Regions from separate parts of the Homo sapiens genome. Here regions 1, 2 and 4 are each linked to region 3. A link is an interaction called in ENCODE POLR2A ChIA-PET data of the cell type or tissue named here. Cell type or tissue: MCF 10A. All regions are shown on one strand. Region 1 overlaps PTPN14 (protein tyrosine phosphatase non-receptor type 14). Region 2 overlaps PTPN14 (protein tyrosine phosphatase non-receptor type 14). Region 3 has its middle 22 kb from the start of PTPN14. Region 4 overlaps PTPN14 (protein tyrosine phosphatase non-receptor type 14).

Region 1 (5,000 bases), 130 kb after region 3:
AGAATGGCATGAACCCAAGAGGCGGAGCTTGCAGTGAGCCGGGATAGCGCCACTGCAGTCCAGCTTGGGCGAAAGAGTGAGACTCCGTCTCAAAAAAAAAAAAAGAAAAATTAAGTCTTACAAGGGCACAGTAGTAGCTGCCTTTAGATATTTACAGACTGTTGTAGGAGGGGGAATTCTTTGTCAGTTCTGGAGCACAAAATTAGGGTCTAAGTAAGTGAAGTCCAAGGAGCCAAAGAACTTTGACTATTTGGCTCAATGTAGGAATACAGTTTCTAGTAACTAAGCCATCTAAAAATGGAACAAGACTTACAAAAGGGTGAGAGCACTGGTCTCTGTGAATGTTGTCACGTGGACCAGGTAGCCCATGTGGTATCCTGTAGAGGGAGCCACCATATTGGGTAGGATGTTGGAATAGATCAGTGGTTCTCAAAAGACCAGGGCCTGCTGTATCATAGTTACCTGGAGCACTTATAAATATGATTCTAGAGCTGTACCAGAAGTCTGGTTGTAATGTCTAGAGCTGAGAATCAAGAGGATGTTATTGTTTAAAATGAATAGGCCGGGCAGTGTCTGACACACGGTGGCTCACGCCTGTAATCCCAGCACTTTGGGAGACCGAGGCGGGCGGATCACGAGGTCAGGAGATCGAGACCATCCTGGCTAACATGGTGAAACCCGATCTCTACTAAAAAAATACAAAAAAAAAAAAAAAAAATTAGCCCGGCTTGGTTGGGGGCACCTGTAGTCCCAGCTACGCGGGAGTCTGAGGCAGGAGAATGGCGTGAACCTGGGAGGCGGAGCTTGCAGTGAGCCGAGATCGCGCCACTGCACTCCAGCCTGGGCGACAGAGCGAGATTCCATCTCAAAAAAGAGAAAATGAATAGTACTCCTCTGGTGTTTCTGACACTCACCCAGCCTCAGGAATCAATGAATCAGTTAACCTCTAAAACTCTTTACAATTTTAGATTTTCCAAGGAAGTAAACTTAATGCTGCATTGTTTGACTGTCAATGTTTGCATTCATAGACTAAAACAAAAGGTATTTAAATTTCAAAGAGGGAGGTATAGAGTAAAAAGTTTTGGTAGTGGTGGTTATTAACTGTGGGATTTAGGAAGGACTTTTCTTTTTTCTTTAGAATTTCTTTTTGCTTAATTAGCCTGGTTTATTTCAGATGAAGGTTGATAAGGAGGGAAAGAAGTGTTTTCCAACACAGGATTTTGAAGCAAACTGTGTTGCTGACATTTGATCAGAAAAACTAACAAAAAATTTTAAACTTTGAAAGATATTTTTAGATTTAAGCGCTGGAACTAAATTATGTAGATTTCAGGTCTAACCAACTCTTTATGGCAAAGAATGTTGAAAGTTAGGAGTTGGATTAGCATGCAACATTTTGTCTGTGCGTGAGTATGTGTGTATGTTTGCAGCATTGCAGAAATTTTTGTTGCCTCCAAGGGGCCCTAAAACTGGAATGTGCCAAGGGGTGTCAGAGTGAGTAAAAGATTTAAGCTGGGAATATGGAGGAACATGAGAAAAAAAAAATGTAAGAAATCAAAGAAAAGTTGTTAGGAAGAAAAGAATAAAGGAATTACATTTATTTGGGAAGGTTGAGGGCCACCAACAACGATCAGGTGTGATTCAGCAAGACATGCCGTAGGTTGTAGGCTTATGGACTAGAGAATAAAGGAGATCTGGTTTGGACAGAATAACATTTTTAAATGCTTGAGTTTTCTCGGTGTGGTGTTGGAGATGGACAGATGTGCTCAACACAAGGTGAAAAATGCTACAGTCCTTAAGAGCCTTTGGGAATCTCAGCCTTCTTGGGAGGTTTTAGCAGCATCTGAGGTCCGAACTGAATATTGAAACTGCCTTCCAGGCAGCTCAGCCAAGGGGAAGCAGTGGTGGTGGGGCAGGATTCCAGAGGAATGTTTCACAGAAGGCCCCAACAACATTCATTAGGAGCGGGTTAATGACTAACTCTCCAGTCATCCGCTGTTATCCCAGTTACCAGGCATCTCAGGTGGAGATGGGCTTTGGCATCTCTGAGAGCACCTGGGATCTGCAGTGTCTGACACAAAACAGTTAGTCTTTGTGATGCCCTGCAGAGTAAGATATTTGCATAGATTAGAAATAGAAATCTGTCTTTCATTTGCGGGCAACCCGTTGGAGGAGGCAACCATTCAGCCATCTGTGCTGAAAAAAATAAGCCTTTGTCTGGAGCCAACCAAACTTGTTTTCATCCAACACATGTTTGCAATGGTTTGGCTACTTCTGTTTGAGAACAGGTTCTATAGCATTAGTCATGACCAGCCATTTCTTCTCTCTGAACAAGGACAAAGAGTCTAGATTAATACTCTGGTTGGGTTTTCCTTTTTTTTTTGCTGTGTATATGAACCCATATATATATCAAGACACATAGGAGTCAAAGGAAAATACATTTAAAAGCTGTTTATTTAATTTGTTGTCCCCAGAGAATCACACCCATGGAAATTTTTAGGTCAGTAGTGTATTCAGAACAACACAACAAAAATTTGAGAGTGACATTGATTGCAAATTGTTTAATAAAGTGATTGGCTTTATTAAAATTATCAAGTCCAAATTGGTTTAAATTAGAAAATTAGGAGGCACTGCTTTTTTTGACATTAATTTGACATACTGTGTCTCATCTGCTAGATATGGCTTTTGAGGGGCAAGTCCCTTCATAAGTGAGGGAAACCTGCCAAGACACTATGATTGTGTTGGATAAGAAATGGATAACTCAGGCCCTACTTTAAGGTGTTAATTGAATGAGAAAACAAAATATATTAAAAGGAAAATACACACAGGGCTACAAATAAAAGGAAAAAAGAAGAAATCCCTTGATATTGTTATAGAAATGTTAAAAGAAAATAGTGAAAAGAAGGACACACTCTGGTAGACAGATGGGGGATGAGTCATGAAACCATAGGATTTAAAGAGATTAAGAACCACCGAGTTTGTTAACCCCAAACTGTAAGATTTATTACCTTGGGGCTTTGAAAATGTTAGTTTTCCCCTGTTGGTTAAAATGACTCAAGGGATGGGACCACTGTAATTTTTTCCATTTTGCTTTGCTTCTCAGATTCCTTTTTGCCAGCTTTTCTGTCCAGCAAAGGGACTCTTGAGCAGTTCATCTTCCCCAGCATGTTCTCCTGACTCAAAGGAAAGATTTTTGTAATGTGTTTTAATGATTTGCATAGCAACAGGCTCATTATAAACACATGGTTTTCACATTTTTCTGGACACGGAAAGAAAAAAGATGGCTTCTGAGAGGTGGATAAATTCTTACTCAAACAGAAGGATACTTAATAATAGCAAGGGGAAGCCAGAAAATTGCTGGCCAAGATCACTGCTTTTAGTTTAGGTCTGGGGTTTTTCCAAGTCTTCCTCAAGCATGGAAGTCCCTCTTTAATTTCTTCAATACTAAAGAGAAAACTTTTAAAAGAAAACTTAATTTTTGAAGAGTGAATTTAGGCTACAAACTTCTAAGTTGCTGAGTGCATGCATGGTTTCTAAAATTTTTAATTTTGTGGTTTTTTTTTTTTTAACCAAAACATGTTTGTCTTTGCATTACTCACTGTTGAATGTTATGGTTGCACAGTGCACAGGAGCTTCTAATTGTCCTAATGAGGTCAGATAACATTTCCTACTTTTCCAGGACATCTTAGTAGCCTGCCTGTTTGGGTGGGGCTGTCCACCCTATTAATGGTGAGCACTCTACAGAATTGACAGAGTGCAACTACTGCTGTAGCCAGCACGGTCATTCCATTTGCCAAGGATGATTTTAGTACACTGTCGTACATCTGGCAGACACATCAGGCCCACAGGACCTGTTCCAAGTACCCTCTATCTGGTGGATGCTATGTCTGTTTTCGGTGCTTCTCAGCAGCTATGGGTATCCCCTACTCTTAGGATCAGTGATCTATTGTACATCTCCCAGTTCTTCCAAAGTCCTGGGTATTCTAGTCAGCCAGGTAAAACTGCCTAGCAGTTATCACCAGGAGGATTTTTAAAATACTTAATCTCTGTATGGGCTTGCATGGAGCATTCTTAAATGTTAAAGATAGTTCCTGTCTGGGAAGAACCAAGTGGACAGGTTGTCTTTCAACCAACTGAGAATAAATACCCACATTTAAAGCTGTGCTGTTTAGGTACCAGAAAGAGGGTAAGTGCATTTCAGCGTGTGAAGTGAGTGACAAGGGAGTTAGGTTAATGCATTTTTAAACTATGATGGGGGTCCCCTTTTTCCAGTTACGTATTTGGGCCCATGGCATGTTGATGGGAAAGCCAGACTAAGTGAAGCTGTATATCTTCATAAGGGTTAAAATGGTGTTTTGGTGTGTGCATGTGTGTGTCTCTCTGTGTGTGTGCATGTGTGTGCTTAAACTAGGTTTCAGGAAGTGACCTTACAGTAGCTTTCTTCACATTTTCTTTCTTATAAATACCAATACTTTTCCCCCTTAGACTCCTGCAATCTGCCTTGTGTGCTGTTGTAAACAAGTTAGTGTTCAACCAGTGTTTAAAGTGTCTGTTTTAAAAGCTCTAATTATGGTAGTATTTCCATTTCCTTTTACAACACCCTTTATTTTGTTCCTCCAGTTCTTTTAGTTCTTTTATTATTTTGAAATGTCATTTTACTGGATATTTAAAGTCTACCCGTGGGCTGGGATACAGGGACTCCCTTCAAGTCTTAAGATTAAGCATGAATTCCCTGTGGATAATATAATTTGCTGAGAATAGCAAATTCTCCTCCTGGCCAGCTCCAGCTAGTGAATGGGAAATTGTTCTCTTTATGTTGGTTATTGAGAATGGAATTATTTCTGCCAGATATTTTAGATATTTTAAGATGCAGTTGACATTGGGATCTAATCTCAAACATTCTGTGTGGTTAATGTAATGTACAATGTGATGAGAGAAGATGGCTGTCTGTAATAAACAGTGCAACCTTGGAGGGAAGAAGAATTACCTTCCCAAAATGAGAT
Region 2 (5,000 bases), 130 kb after region 3:
ATTTTTAAGAGACATCCGCTTCCCATAAAGGATTCTCAAGATTGTAGGGGTATCATTACAATGGGTGGGATTGAGAATGGTGTGTCAATTTCAAAAATGGATTTTAAAAAAAATCTTGACGTTGGAAGAGGTGCAAAGAATAGATGTTTTATAATTGTTTGCTCTACCTTTTTTCCTGAATATCAGCATTGGGACATTCAGTTGGAGTGGAGTGGGTGGAGAGGAAGGAAGTGACAGATGTGCTACATCCACACGTTAAAGAAACTTACAGTGTCTGAGCAGCAGCAGAATCTAGAAAGCACAAGAATCCAAAACCTCAAAACTTCCCCAGCCTGAGGATATTATAGTTCTGTGTGGTTCTGTGGAAAAATGTAGTTGCGTTCCATCACCGGATATAATGTAACAGTAGTAGTCATGGTAGCAGCTAACATTTATGTGCAAGATGCTATGCTAAGTATCTCAGATTATTATCTTTTTCAGTCTTCACTAGAACTCTATAAAGTGGGCACCCTGAAAAAGAACTGTTTGTTTTTTAAATAACAGAAGTTTTTTCTCTAACAAGTGGAGTAGATTTAGGTCATCACATAAATGGAGTCTTTTATATTACTTTGCCAGAGAAATACATCCGTTCATGCCTTTCTTCACTGGCTTTATCAGAGTAACAGGGAGTTTAGTTCCATAAAAAGTCAACAAAGAAATCCAGAGGGCTGACCTACCAGTAAGATCAGAGATTATTAACTAGTACTATGAGGGCTGATTCTGGTCTTCAGGTGGGTTTTGTTTCACCAGGATCATTTTTGAAAGAACTGAATTGGGACGCCTTGCAGAGAGGCATGTGCTGTCTAACTGGGCCTAGTTCTCCACTCCCTAGGGAGTTAATAGTCAGCAGCATTTACACATTCTTGTGACCTGTCTGGCCTTGTAGGTATTTAGGTCCTGACTGCCGATACTTGCACTTTCTGTATAACTTGAAGTGCATCTCAGTACTTGGGTCAGCCCATATCTCTTCATTGACCCAGTTGATTTTATGTCATTCAGTGTCCAGCTGTATTAACACTTTAGCTGCCTATAAGAGACTGTAGGTGGTTGAGCTGAGTGTGAGAGTATAACTTCCCTAAGTGCTCATTTGAAAACTTTATTTCTGTGTAAAGATCACTCCGGAGGGCTAGATTATATGTCCCTGTCAACTTTCTACTGCAGAGCCATGGCTCAAATTATTCAGATTTCCTCTCTTTATTGCTCACAATATCTGTCTCATCTCTGATTACCCATAAAAGGTTCATGCATAGAAAGAGTACCAAGCGTCTTATAGGCCAATAAAGACATCATTCAAATCTTAAACAAACACAGCCTATTTGAGAAAGAGCCCTTTGCCTTATATCAAGACAGACCAGAATGATAGAGTTTTATATCTAAATATGAGACCCCACATATCAATAAATCACAGAGACCAGTTGCTTTGTTTTACAGATGAAGAAACTGAGAAACAGACAGATAAAGGGACTCTGCCCATAGTCACACAGCTGTTTAGTGACAAGCCTGGCTCTTAAGGTGGTTCTGGAATGGTTTTAGGTGAACCAAGCATGCTGACATGGGAGAGCCCATAGATAGGATTTATTTAAACGTTCAAAAAGTCTTTGCCAATCCTCCCCTCCCCTCCCCTTAGCTGTAACAGCTAAGACACACTGTGGAATTGGAAGGGATGAGTTTTGTCAAAGAGAAGGAAGTAGTTCAGACAGAAGAAACAAAGGGTAGAGGGAAACAGGCACTTCTTTGAGTGAGTCCTTTAAATAGCGAGCATTATGTAGAGAGTGGAACTAAAATGGGTTTTATTTAACGTCTTTATCAGTGATCTCCAGCCCTGGGCACATAGTGAAAGTGCCAAGCTTTCAGATGACACTGAGTCCTTTAGAAGGGTGGAAAATTGAGACATTGCAAGTAAACAGTAGAAAGGTGTCAGCAGGTGTCAAGTTACCAGGTGTGACTCAAATAATGATACTGCTTTCTGGTGTACTTTGTAAAAGCAGAGGAGGCGTAATCATAGCGGGACATGTTGCAACATGTTTCGGTTTACAGCCTCCTAACTCTCAAGGTCAGCTCGTCAATCTTGTGCTTGCAGCTGGGGAGAGTGAGTAGACATTTCGCCTGACGTTTGCTGCCAGCATAAAAATGAGTTACCGTTATTCAGAGCAAATCCCAGCAACTTTGACGTAAGTTTAACTGAAATGCGAGTTAGACACATGGTCCTTTAGTAGAAAATCACAGAGATGAAGCAATGTTGGAAGCAAATGCTTTTGACCAGCATAAATGTTTTGAAGAAGGTAGAAAAGATAGATGTTTATGACAGTGACTAATGTGAGAAACCCATAGGTCTAACTAAGGAAAACATGAAAAAGGTCGGTAATTTGGATCCTTGAAATAAAATGGCCAACTGTGAAAAGATAGCTACTGATGAGGATACTGATGGAAAATTTGAAGCAAGTTATGTATCTGCTAGAGCTCTGTATGTTTTGAATGATTGTTGGAATCAGCAAAGAACTAGTATTTTTTGGTTTAATCTTCAAGGAAAATAATAGCTGGAAATAAAACAATAAAAAAAACACTACAAAGGAGAACATACATTAATGTGGGAAGTAGGGGGAAAAAAAGGAAAAAGAAGGAGAACAGACTTGAAGACCTCACTCTCTGGTGTTTGTTTCTTGGTCAGGCTCTGTAAACTCCCCAAAATTAAGTTCTTGTGTTTAGAATCAGGAGATGATGCTAGCATAGCTATTGTAAGGATGAGTTCAGAAAGCATTTGCCATTGTGCTTAGCATATAGTAGGTCTTCAAATAATATTTGTTTTTTTTAAATGAAAAGATATACTAGAAGGTAGCAGGAAACTGCTGCATCCCTCAGAGAGCTGTGCTGGTATCAGTCACCTGGCAGAAGATTCTCTGTGACCCACACTAACCAGAAACATAGGGGAAGAACATTCTGGGAAATGGAGTGCAGCCTAGTCAGGTTGAGACATTACAATGCCACTGTGAGGCTTCGTACATTATTAATGATTAGTAAAACCCAAATCACTGTAAACCATACCCTACTAGAAACTCTACTGAGTACAAATTTTGTACTGACTGGCGATTTCCAAAATTCAGAATTACTCCCTCAAAACAAATGATTTGATATTATTGAAGATAACTTCAAATTTGTCCCTAATTCCCTCAGGCAATTCCCAAAAGTGGAATTGCAAACAATAATTTAAGCAAACATTTTGTGTTATTATCATAGACATGTATTCCCAGGGAGGTTCCCCACCCTCATTCCAGTCCCATATGAGGGAGCAGATCTGCTGCAGAGGACGCGGCCTGGTGCTTTGTCCTGTGCCGAGTGTAGGAAGGCTAAGGTTATCAGGCCCGAGCAAGGAGACAGGATAAAGCGGGCCTTGCCTCACAGCTTCCCAGATGGTCAGAGCAGCTGTTCAGAACAGGGAAGCCAGGTTGGCTGCCACAGGACGGGCCAGGCTGACCCAATGGTAATCTCACAGTACTTGTAACTTGAAGAGACTGTAGTCTGAAAAGATAAACAGATTCCAGTGAAAGATTATTTAAAGAGATGATAGACTCCTGATGAGTGACAGTTATTTAAAAAATAAAAATAAGACATTGGGAGCCTGTTGGTTCTTTGAGTGTGGTCTTCACACTACGTGCATCAGTATTGCCTATGGCATTTTAAAAAATATGTAGGTTATTGTACCCCAGTCCTGACTCCCTGAATCAAAATCTGTTTTTGATCATTGCCATGGGTGATTCTTATCATTTAAGTTTGGTTAAATGGAAGACAACTGTATCCTGATGTCTTTTCAGCTGTAGCTGGTCTTTTCTGTTAGTAGATGGATGTTGGAGAATCTCAGGGGGGATTTTGGGGAACTGGGAAGGAATTAAAGAGTTGCAAAGCTTAAAACATTTGGTTCAGGCTGAGGAATTTAGAGAATAGATGGCGTGGTCTTATTTAGTAGAAAAATTGTGGGCGTCTTCCTGGGGATCCTAGAAGGAACAGAATGGAGAATCCAAGGTTCTTCTGTAGCAATTTTGTACAGTTTGATTGTATTTCCTCTCTTTCAGAATATTTTAGCCTTCTAGGTAGTTCAACTTCTGTAATGCACAATAGATTATGCATAATATAATGAGTAATACATCTCCTAAATAGGTTTAGGGGATATATTAAATACTATTTATTGCATAAGAATTTAGCCTTTTGTGCATCCTTTATTTATTATTAAATTTATTATTCCTATAAGAATAATAAAAACTGGCCTGAATTATACTACTCTAGGACCCTAAAACCTTAAACACAACTTCCCACTGTTTCTGCAGGCTTTGAAGTTACAGATTGAATTTTAATTTTTAAAGTGAGAATTTTGCAAAACTGAGAATTCTACATATGGATTTCAGTAATTCTTTTGCCACTGTCTGATTTATTGATATTTACTGCATTTAGGTAAGTGTAAGATGAAATAATAGGTAAATTAAGAAAAAAATAAAATAATTTCAGCCAAATAAAATTCAAGGTTGTGAAAACATTATTTCTTTCCATTATCAGTTATTTGAAAAAATATTATTTCTGGCACTGGTTCATGAAATACTTGATTTCAACTACCAACTAGAAGTACACTATATTTAAGTAAAAAAAAAAAAAAATACAGAGAGGCTTGGTTCTAGATAGCAGTTATCTTAATTTTCCAGACATCTGTGACTACTTCCTTACTATATACATTGAGAGATTTTGTGTGTTGCATTTGCATGCATACAAGCACACCCATGATTTTGTGATGTGCTGACTCTTGTTAAGAGTACTTGAAAAGCATTATCCTGAGAGCTAATATTCTGACAAACCTTTTTTTTTTTTTTTTTTTTTTTTTTTTGAGACGGAGTCTTTCTCTGTCGCCCAGGCTGGAGTGCAATGGTGCGATCTCGGCTCACTGCAACCTCCGCCTCCCGGGTTCAAGTGATTCTCCT
Region 3 (5,000 bases):
GCGGCAAGAGCAAGAGAAAATGAGGAAGATGCAAAAACAGAAACCCCTGATAAAACCATCAGATCTTGTGAGATTTACTCACTACAAGAACAGTATGGGGGAAACCACCCCATGATTCAAATTATCTCCCGCTAGGTCCCTCCCACAACATGTGGGAAATACAAGAGTACAATTCAAGATGAGATTTGGGTGTGGACACAGAGCCAAACTGTATCACCCACCCTAGAGCTCAGTGGACAAGGTGAAATGCAAATGAGCCACAAATAAACTGAGGCAATATTTCTATCTCTTTTGCTTGCTGAAAGTTGGAGAAGGAGGAGCAGCTGAAGGAACCCAGCTTTTCTCTCTTGGCTGGTACTAGAGAGAGAAGGGGTATAAAATTACCCCTATAGTTCCTTCTGGGAGAAATTGCTTCTGAGATTCTAGAACCAGAAAACATTAACACTTCAATATTTTAAAAAACAATGAAGCAACACTTTTCGGATTAGCATGACTCTTTGTTTGTTTGTTTGTTTGTTTGTTTGTTTTGAGATGGAGTTTCACTCTTGTTGCCCAGGCTGGAGTGCAATGGCACGATCTCAGCTCACCACAACCTCTGCCTCCTGGGCTCAAGCAATTATCCTGCCTCAGCCTCCCAAGTAGCTGGGATTACAGGCATGTGCCACCACACCCAGCTAATTTTGTATTTTTAGTGGAGATGGGGTTTCTCCATGTTGGTCAGGCTGGTCTCGAACTCCTGACCTCAGGTGATCCACTTTCCTTGGCCTCCCAAAGTGCTGGGATTACAGGCCTGAGCCACCATGCCCAACAACTCTTTAATTACCAGAGAAAAGTTGTTATTTAGTGAAAGTCAAATAAAACAGAATATATATTCAGGATATGTAAAGGTGACCTGTTAGCCATAGCAGTTGAGGAGTGATTTTTTACCTTCTAGATACCTATGTAGTCTGATAACCAGGAAGTAGCACAGCCTAGAGTGTAGGCATTAAACCAAAGACAGGTCCCAGCACTACAACTTGCTAGCTGTGAGGTGTTGGGCAAATTACTCAACCTCGCTTCACCCTTATCCAGCTAAGGGGGTTGTTCTGAGGATTATGTGAAATAATTTGTGTAAAGCTCTTAGCACCACGCTACATGGTGAGTACACAAAAGATAGTTATTGGTACTTACTCTCCTGCTCTTCTGCATAGGTTTTGTCATCTAATCAACTATGATTTCTGCTGGAAGAATGGAGGCAATTTGTATACCTCATAGCAAGTTCATAAGGTATATTAACCACAGGAAAGGTTATATGGTGAGTTGATTGTTGCCTAATTTGATGAGTCAGATTGTTTTCTTTTTTTCACTTCTGTGTTGAAAATAGAAATTTAGGTCAATGTCTTGCTTCGGGCAGAAAAGCATTCTTTTTTGGTTACCTGTCTAAAGTAAGAAAGTAACCACTCTTCATGTCTCACCACCTATCTAGACCCACAGCTGATGTTAATAGATTTCCTTTGGAAACTTGAAGCAGGAGTTTTAGGACAATATCTGTATATGGCCCTTAAACCAGGAAATGTAGATTAAAGTAGAGTTCACAGTCTTATCTCCAAGTGCACCCAAAATGAAAAATTTAAAAACCTAGAACACAGAGATTTTTCAGTTGAAATAATAGACAATTTATGTTTGTGGGCAGTTATACCAGATCAGAGTTCATTACTTCACTCAGCCCATGGTGCAATGTAAAAGAAAGCTTCACAGTGAAAGACAAAGTTGATGGGAATCTTGAGGATAGCTAGGAATAGCCAAGGTAGTCTTCCCATTAAAAGGAGCTAATGTAAAGAATTACTCAGTAGGTTTCTAGGTTGCTAATGATCATATAGCCCTCATTAGCAGTAAACAAGCGCCTATTTAATCAATCCAAGGTCTTAAGGTATTATGAACTCAAGAAAGGTGAATTGCCTGTTATTTCTACTAAGCAGCATAACTTTAACAAAGCTGATAGATTTTAAATGTTCCCAATCTTCTCTCTGGCTCATGAAACTGGGTGCTGGCTTAATAACCTTAGGCCATAAAGTACTGTAACATGTTGGCTCATGCTGGGTGGCAACAGGTTTGTTTTTCATGATTATGTAATCTGAATTCCTTTTCCAAGAAAGGATTTGAAAATGAGCTATTAAATTGGATTGCCAGCAAGCGTATAGTCGAAATGCACATGTTTGTTAACCCTGGTAAGCCCAGACCCTTCCTCTCAAACTGCCACCCCACCACACCCCTCTATAAATTGGTAAACTATAAATCGAGTGTGACCCATGAGAAATGTTATGCGGTAGCTTGTTGATGTATACATAAAGGCTGAAAATGCCTACTAAGAATTTTTAGAGAGGATATTTAATCTGCTCAGTCTTAAATAGCAACCTAATCAGCCACGCAATATGGGCAATTTGTACACTAGTACTCATATTAGATTTGCTTTAAAAACTAATATGTGTTAAAATGTTGTGCTAAGGTACAGACTGCAGCAACTTCAAAGGCTTGAGGTGCCAGGTAGGTATTTATTGACTAGAATGCTATTTAGAAGAGAGGTTCACATTGTTCTTAACTTCCAAGACAAAAACTTAAAACCACAGCAAGTAACTGCTTGGAGTTTCGCATTCCGTACTCCTGCAACTCACAAGCGAACTTCCTGTTCCTTCTTGGCTGGCAGACGTGAAGGCTAGACGATGATGAATGGTTTGATTCTTGTAGTTGGAGAATCTGCCATGGCTTTCAGCCCTTAAGGCTTTGTGTGCCAGGCCAGGTGTTATTAAAAAAAAAAAAAGTTCTTCGCAGAGATTTGGATTTCACTTGATGATAACAGAGCATGGACTGAGGCATTTGGGCAAAGATCATATCTAATAAAGATCCGCACACCCATGTACATCCCAAAAAGGAATGTTTCAGAACACTTGAGAAACAAACCTGGAAACCTTTAAACATTACCTGGAATCTTGTTAGTAGGTTTCAAGAACTAAGAAAAAATAAGAAGAATGGAGGGTGGGGAGAGGAAGAGAAAGAGGAAGAAAAGGAAGAAGATGGCAAGATTCTTGGGCCAACATGTTTTTCTTTTTCATGGGGGAAATGGCAGAGTTTTTCCAAGTGAGAAGATAATTCTGTGCTTTCCTTTGCAGCTTGTATACATGGACATATGTTTTTTATGAGCTGAAAGTTAAATGCTAGGATTTCCTTCATTGCCTTCACCAGCTAGTGCTATATTAAATGGATCCTAGGTCAGAACCTACTAGAAACCGTGGGTGAGTGGGATAGGTTGTAATGCCAGCAGTGTGTGTGTGTGTGTGTGTGTGTGTGTGTGTGTGTGTGTGTGTGAGAGAGAGAGAGAAAAACAGGAAGAGAGGGAGGTAGAATTCCAGAACTGGTCCTTGTCTGGAGTAGCTATGAGTCTGCTTTGAAATTTAAGTGGAAAACAAGTTGAGAGAATACTAGAACAGTAGTTATTCAAATAGCAGGCTCAAATTAATTGCTTAGGAAAAACAGTTCACATTTTCTTTTCTGCCCCATCACTTCAGCAGTTTTAAAGATCTTATGGTGAAAGGACAGAATCTTGAAATTAGGTAATGGGGATAGGGCAGGTGGAGGGACAGGGGGAGCTGAATTTTAACTCAGCTGAATTGGGGACTAATTTCCTTGACAGTTCAAAAGTTCTTAATGAAGGCTTTCTGCCAGAAAGAACCAGCGCAGGCCACTACCCAGGCACGCTGAGGCCTGTTCCTGCCCCTCTTTCAGAGAAGAGGAGGCTTATAGCTGTCTCCTCTGAGGCAGCCCCTCCCTTGGGGAGGGCATTCCCTACCTGAACCTTCTGACCCTTCCCCAGTTCTCCATCACCACCACTGTGTTCATCCTGACTTTTATGCCTTCTTTCACACCCTGCTTGGAATTCTCTTTCCCCACCTCTCTTGAACCCAGCCCTTCACCTCCTTCCAGGCCCAGCCCAGGTCCTCTAAAAAGCCTCAACTCACATGGCAGTCTCCTCTCTGTAAGCCAACTTCAAGTTACTACAGTTTTCACTATTTCTGGTAGAAGCTTTGGGCTAGCTGGTCAACTAGAGACAAAGGCCTTTTCTTTCCTGGCTTTACTTTTTTCTTTAAAAAAAATCATAATTTTATGATCTCTCTGCCTGACTTTTATCATTGTTTACCGTACCCGCAGAATCTAACTGACGGACTTTTCACAGCTGTTGCGTCCAGGCAATATGTTATTTCAACTTCTCAATCTGTTGCACGTCAACCTAGGCCCATATTTGGTTTTTACTGAAGTTCTCTGACATTAGAATTTAAAAGCAATCCAAAAGAATGGAAGCTATTTCTCTGACCAGGACAAGACAAACCAAGGAAGAAATCAGTGCATCGAGGGCATATGATGCTACTTACATTCGTCTTCTCTGAGGGACATATGCAGAGGATTCACGGAGAGGGACTTTTCAGAAATGTGCTCCAAAAACAGTAGGGAAAACCCTTTCTCTATTGGCAAATGATGTTTTAAAGTCTTTTTCGAAGAAACAAATGTAGAAATGTTTTTCTACTGAGGCCTCCTTAAGTTTTAAAATCTCCTTTAAAAATAATACAGGGAATAGAGCTTCCAGGACAGAAATTATTCTTTCTCATGAGTGTAGACTTCTCTACCTAGGGAAGTCTAAAGGAAATTGAGTACAGTCAACCTGCAAGGGTGAGCAGAGATGATTAAAATGCACTGATAATTCAGAATCCCATTTCCACCTCATTAATTTCAACCTCTGTTCCCTTCTGTTGGTACTTCTAAAGATAAGAAAAGCAGACCAAATTGAAGATAATATCCTGTCACCACTCCTGCCTTCTCCCAACCCTGAGTGTTCAATCAGTTGGGTGGAAGATCATTATCAGAAGAAGGAGGCAAAGCAAGTGGTTCACATGACTGACAACCCCACTAGTTTCTCCCTCATCCCTTCACTGTGCAAAGATTGTAGATGTCACTTATTTAATATGGATGAG
Region 4 (5,000 bases), 120 kb after region 3:
GAGGATCCCTTGAGCTCGGGAGAATGAGGCTGCAGTGAGCTATTAACATACTACTGCACTCCAGCCTGGGTGACAGAGTGAATCTCTCTGTCTCTCTCTCTCTATCTCTCTCTCTCTCTCTAGGTATAGATATAGATATAGATATAGATATAGATATAGATATAGATGAAACTGTGATCTTATATTGAGTTAAAATAGCAAAGTCTTTCAGTTCCTCGAACAGCTAGGATTAATTTAAGGTTGTGCTGTCCAATATGGTAGCCACATGTGGTTATGGAACACGTGAAATGTGGCTATTTTGAACTGAAATGTGTGGTAAGTGTAAAAACACATCAGATTTTGAAGACATAGTATGAGAAAACTAAAATACTCATTAATTATATGTATGTTTGAGTACAGGTTGCAATGATATTTTGAACGTGTTTTAAATAATATTTATTAAAAGTAATTTCACTTTTGGTACTTTTAAATCAATGTGGCTTCTAGAAGATTTAAAATTAAATATGTAACTCACATTTGATTTCTGCTGAACAGTGCTATTCTAAGAAACGCAAAGGGGGCATTTAATGGTAATAGTGAGTATAAGCATCCTAATAAAATGTAAAAATATGCTAGAATAACCTTGGCTCTACTTTTAACTTAACAAGTGGAAGAAGGATAAATGATATAACAAAGGCACCTGAGATACCCTTCAGTTCATTGGTAAACCCTATTTGAGGTAGAGAACTGCTGTGAGGAAATCCAGCGCTCTGGAGAATGGTGACTTTCATAACTCTCGGCTCTCTCCTAAGGCTAAGCCTAAGAGCCTTGGTTTTTAAAAGAGTGTAAAAAAGCTTTTAAAAACCAAACTATAATCATTTCAAAGAGTAAGTCCTTATCCTCTAATTTATCCCCTTTTTCTTTTGCAAATTTATATTTTGATCTTTACTAAAAGCTGTTTTACCCAAAGCTATCACTACAGTAGAAATTTTCCACATTTTGCTATTTTCATAATGACTAGAGATTATAAAGATAAGAAACTTAACATGCATTTCCTATTATCACATAAAAGTTAACTTACATGAAGAATATTTCTGTGGTTTGATTTCATGCTAATCTTTTGGCAATTAATAATTTATGTGGGATTTGGGGGGTACTCAATTAAATGCAACACCTCATGCCCTGGCAGATAATAGTGGAATTCTGCTGTATTTTATAGCTTGTTTAATCACGTCAGTATATATGTGTATTTGCAAAGGATTAAAATAATCAATGCTGATTAAGAATCGACTGAAGAGTAGACTGCTGGGGGAGATTTCTCATCTTTAAGTTTTGTGTTGCTTTTTGTCTTTGTAAAAATGACAGTGTGAAACATTATTAGCTTAATGTCAATCCTAGAATGTAATGGCACCGGCATCTCCATTTTCTAGGTATAGAGATTGTGGGTGAACTATTCGCCAGTCTTAACTTGTACGTCTTCATCTTTCTGTGTATTCTAGGTGAGTCGTACAGTCTCAGAAGAGTGGTTTTTCTTGGCTATGGGACTTGCTTCTTGGGTCTGTGTTACTCTGCATTTTCTTTTCATGTACTTTTATAAAGAGATTGGCTAGGAAAATGAAGAGGGTGCAGTTGTTAATTATAGATGTGTCAGTTATAGAAATCTCAGACCTACCCAGAGTAGAGGTTGATTACACACAAGTTCTTTTCTACCGTTATCCAACTGATGTACAGTGGCTTATTTTCCAAAGCCATTGGAATGTAATTGCATGAAGTGCTATTTCAGAGTCTGCTTATAGTCATCTTTTGAAGTATTTTCCATGCCTCAGTGAAACTGTTCGTGCTTGTATAATATGTAATTCATATATTTTATGTGGAAGCACACCATTTCTTAATTTACAGCTGAAATATTGGGTAAGATAGGCAACCTATTACAACTTAATGCAAGATATTTTAAACTTTTGCTTCTGGATGAGTAACTCTTCAAAATGCTTGAGATAAGATCATGGCTTTAATCCTTGGTAATTGCCAAGACTGCATCTAAACCTCTTACAAATAGCATTAGTCTGTGCCATTGTCACAAAACTGGAAAAACAAAACCCTCAAAAAATATTTCCCTTTTAATAGCTAAGGTGGGGGATTATACCATCTCTTTACAAATAAATGAACAAACAAATAAAAACCACCCCAAACTACTTTTTAATAGATTTTATTTCTTTAGAGCAGTTTTAGTTTCACAGCAAGATTGAGCAAAAGGTACGGAGAGTTCCCATAATGTCCCCTGCCCTCAAAACTACTTTTAAGGGCCCTTATTCTCTAGAATCTTTCCATAATACCAAAAGATGGACATTTTGACGCTGTAGTATCCACACACCAACCTGCCACTGAAGAAACTAGCCGATTTTTTAGTATATGCTTAAATGTATGTTTCCTGTGTTAAAATGCAGTACACCAAACCAAATAAATGAGGAAGCTGCTCACATAAAAATGACATTTTAGTGTGGCTTTCCCTACTTGGTTTCATCGTAGTGCATTTTTTGTAAGTGGTTCAGGGATGTGGTTCTTGTGTCTGAGGACTGGCTCTTCTGTCTTCTTTTCTCATCATTGCAGTAAACTTATTGCAGAACTCATGGCACCAGAGCTGTGTGTTCTAGTTTTCTTAAGAAAACTGGAGCAATAAAATGGGATTCATACCTCACCCAGAGGAGGTATCATGAGGATTAAATGAGTCTGGCTTACTTTTGGTGCCTGAGATATAAACAGAACAGATATTTCAGGCATTTACTCAGGTAATATGATGGGATCCTCTTGGTGTCATGGAGAAGGTGGTTTCTATTTGCAATCATCCACCATGCTTTCTTCAACCATGTGGCAATGTTTAGCAGCTAAGCTCAGCTTTCAAAATTGAGCTAGAGTTTAAATTGGCAAGTTAACCACAAACCAGCCTGGTGGGGTCTCAGCTGGGCTTGACAGGATTAGTAGTTCCTTGGATAATACACAGGAAGTTGATTGGTGCACATGCTAGTTGAAATGAGAGCCTAGGCTCTGATTCCATTTCCTGTGAGGCACTGTGTAGACGTGGGAGAATAAACATGTGCTGTATTGGACTTTCAAGGCAGGGTCTTTCTACTCCAGAGTAGGAAAATAGCTAGAGGAAGAACGGGAGGAGTAGGGTGGGAATGGAAAAGGTTACTTTGGGCATAGCTTCAAAAATCAGGGTGGGGATGGACTTTTCTTCCTGCTAGAGAACTGAATTTGACAGTTCTAAAGTTAGGATGTTCTGGCTGTGAGTAGATACAAACTCTGTCCTCCAGATTACCTGCCTCCCCCAATTCTGCCCTGCACTGGACACCCCGTTTCTTCCATAGTTATGTAATTATTTCACTGGATAATTACCTGGTGAGTCACCCTGAAATATTCTGTGTCCTCTGGAAGGTGCTGTACAACAGCAGTGATAAATTTATGCCATGAATTAGGTTTTTCTATTAGAAGTGGTTTACTTTGTTATTTAGAGCTCTGGCTCAAGATTATTGCCTTACTATCATTTCTCTTGTACCTCATCATCCTCCTCAACATATCCATATGTGTGTATGCACAGGAGTGTGTGTATGTGCAGCTGTAGTGTGCATTTTGTGTGTGTTGTATGTGTGCACATACATGTTCGTGTGTATATATTCCATGGAATATTCTTTCTCTGAGGGATTTCTGGGGTGGAGGTCAGGTCTGGTTTAATGATCTGGATGGATGGGAATGAGAAAAGGAAATTTAAAATAGCTTTCAAGACACAGAAGCAATAAAAATTTTAACCGTTTTTTAAAATCGATTGTAGAACATTTATGCAGTTACTGTGGCCCTCTATAATTTGAATATTACTAATTTGAATGAAGTGTGGACCATAAAAATATCTCCCAAATGTCAAAACTACTTTTAGTGAAAGATGATAAATCATGGTTAGCCTGTTAAGCAATTGTGAAGTTGCCCTCTGTTTCTCCACTAATGCTTATAAAAGGGCTCTTTTCCAACTTTAATAATTGCTGCATAGCATGTTAATTACATATATTACATAATTTATTATATGGAGACTCACTCCTAGGCATCCAAAATACCGTGGAATACCCTCATACAGCCCTGTGTTCCATACAGGAATTCAGTATAATGCAGAGCTACTTTGGACCCTTTTCAGATAAGTTTCTTGAATTGAATACCCAAATGACTTCATGTTAAGGTTAGCTTAAGCCTACATCATAGATCTCAGAGGATAGCATCAGAGTGATGTTCCAGTGTCCCAATATCATCTCTCATGAGATCCTCAAAATCTTAGTGGAGGTATAGCTTTGTGATTTTTTTCCTTACATCTTTTAAATATTTATGTTATTTGTAGATGTTCCAGCTTCTACCTTTGCCTGCTTTTTCTCATTGACTCCCAGATAACCTCTGTTTCCTGATTCTCTGGTTCACAGAGATGTCAGTAGTGCTGATGAAAAAGATTTATGAGGTTTACCTGCTTTGATTTACTGATGATGATGATGGTGGTGGCGATGGTGGTGGTGGTGGTGGTAACAGGAGTAGTAGTCGTGCAGCCGCAGCAGCAATAGAAGGTACCACTTATGATGTAGTTACTTACCATGTGCCATGCAGGTGATTGACAGGCATTATCTCATTTACACCTCTCAGAGCCTGTGGGCAAAAGTTGTAACCATCATCTCCATTTTGCAGAGGAGAAAACTCTGAGAGTCTAGAAGGCTCAATGACTTGTGTAAAGTTACTGAGACAGTGAGTGCAAAAGATGGGAGATGGACTGACCTCCAAGTCTGTTTTCTTTCTATTCAGCCACATTTCATTTCCTCTATGTCATCACTCAGGTTGGAACAACTAATGGACTCAGTGGAGCTAGGAAATGAATAATAGGGTCAGAATTCATCCAAGTAAGTTTGTCTAAGTTGATAGAAATATAACCTTGGCTCTGGTTGGCATTTTGTTGCTCAAGAAATGCATAGATTTCTGATGTGAACTTGTCCTTTGGA

Evidence for each region. Peaks named below come from ENCODE experiments on the same cell type or tissue, not always from the same donor. Only the 100,000 strongest peaks of a DNase experiment are listed, where the experiment ranks them.
Region 1: POLR2A ChIA-PET joins it to region 3 with 27 read pairs; 4 of 35 experiments call an interaction of 5 or more read pairs at or near these places.
Region 2: POLR2A ChIA-PET joins it to region 3 with 101 read pairs; 4 of 35 experiments call an interaction of 5 or more read pairs at or near these places.
Region 4: POLR2A ChIA-PET joins it to region 3 with 15 read pairs; 5 of 35 experiments call an interaction of 5 or more read pairs at or near these places.

Annotation. Positions count from the first base shown.
Region 1 is chr1:214,444,116-214,449,115 of GRCh38, reverse strand. All of the region lies in intron 3 of PTPN14 (protein tyrosine phosphatase non-receptor type 14), which reads left to right. Among named protein-coding and RNA genes, the nearest start is that of PTPN14, 100 kb to the left of the region's middle. RefSeq lists an enhancer at 1,992-2,678. In MCF 10A, a CTCF peak has its summit at 381 (motif pointing right); DNase peaks (open chromatin) are centred at 1,955 and 3,005.
Region 2 is chr1:214,436,693-214,441,692 of GRCh38, reverse strand. The region is part of intron 3 of PTPN14 (protein tyrosine phosphatase non-receptor type 14); the gene reads left to right. Among named protein-coding and RNA genes, the nearest start is that of PTPN14, 110 kb to the left of the region's middle. RefSeq lists enhancers at 1,920-2,259, 1,574-2,545. In MCF 10A, no CTCF peak of the experiment used is centred here; DNase peaks (open chromatin) are centred at 322 and 2,052.
Region 3 is chr1:214,571,232-214,576,231 of GRCh38, reverse strand. No RefSeq gene overlaps it. Among named protein-coding and RNA genes, the nearest start is that of PTPN14, 22 kb to the right of the region's middle. In MCF 10A, no CTCF peak of the experiment used is centred here; DNase peaks (open chromatin) are centred at 1,311, 2,071, 2,681 and 3,751.
Region 4 is chr1:214,453,160-214,458,159 of GRCh38, reverse strand. All of the region lies in intron 2 of PTPN14 (protein tyrosine phosphatase non-receptor type 14), which reads left to right. Among named protein-coding and RNA genes, the nearest start is that of PTPN14, 96 kb to the left of the region's middle. In MCF 10A, no CTCF peak of the experiment used is centred here; a DNase peak (open chromatin) is centred at 2,979.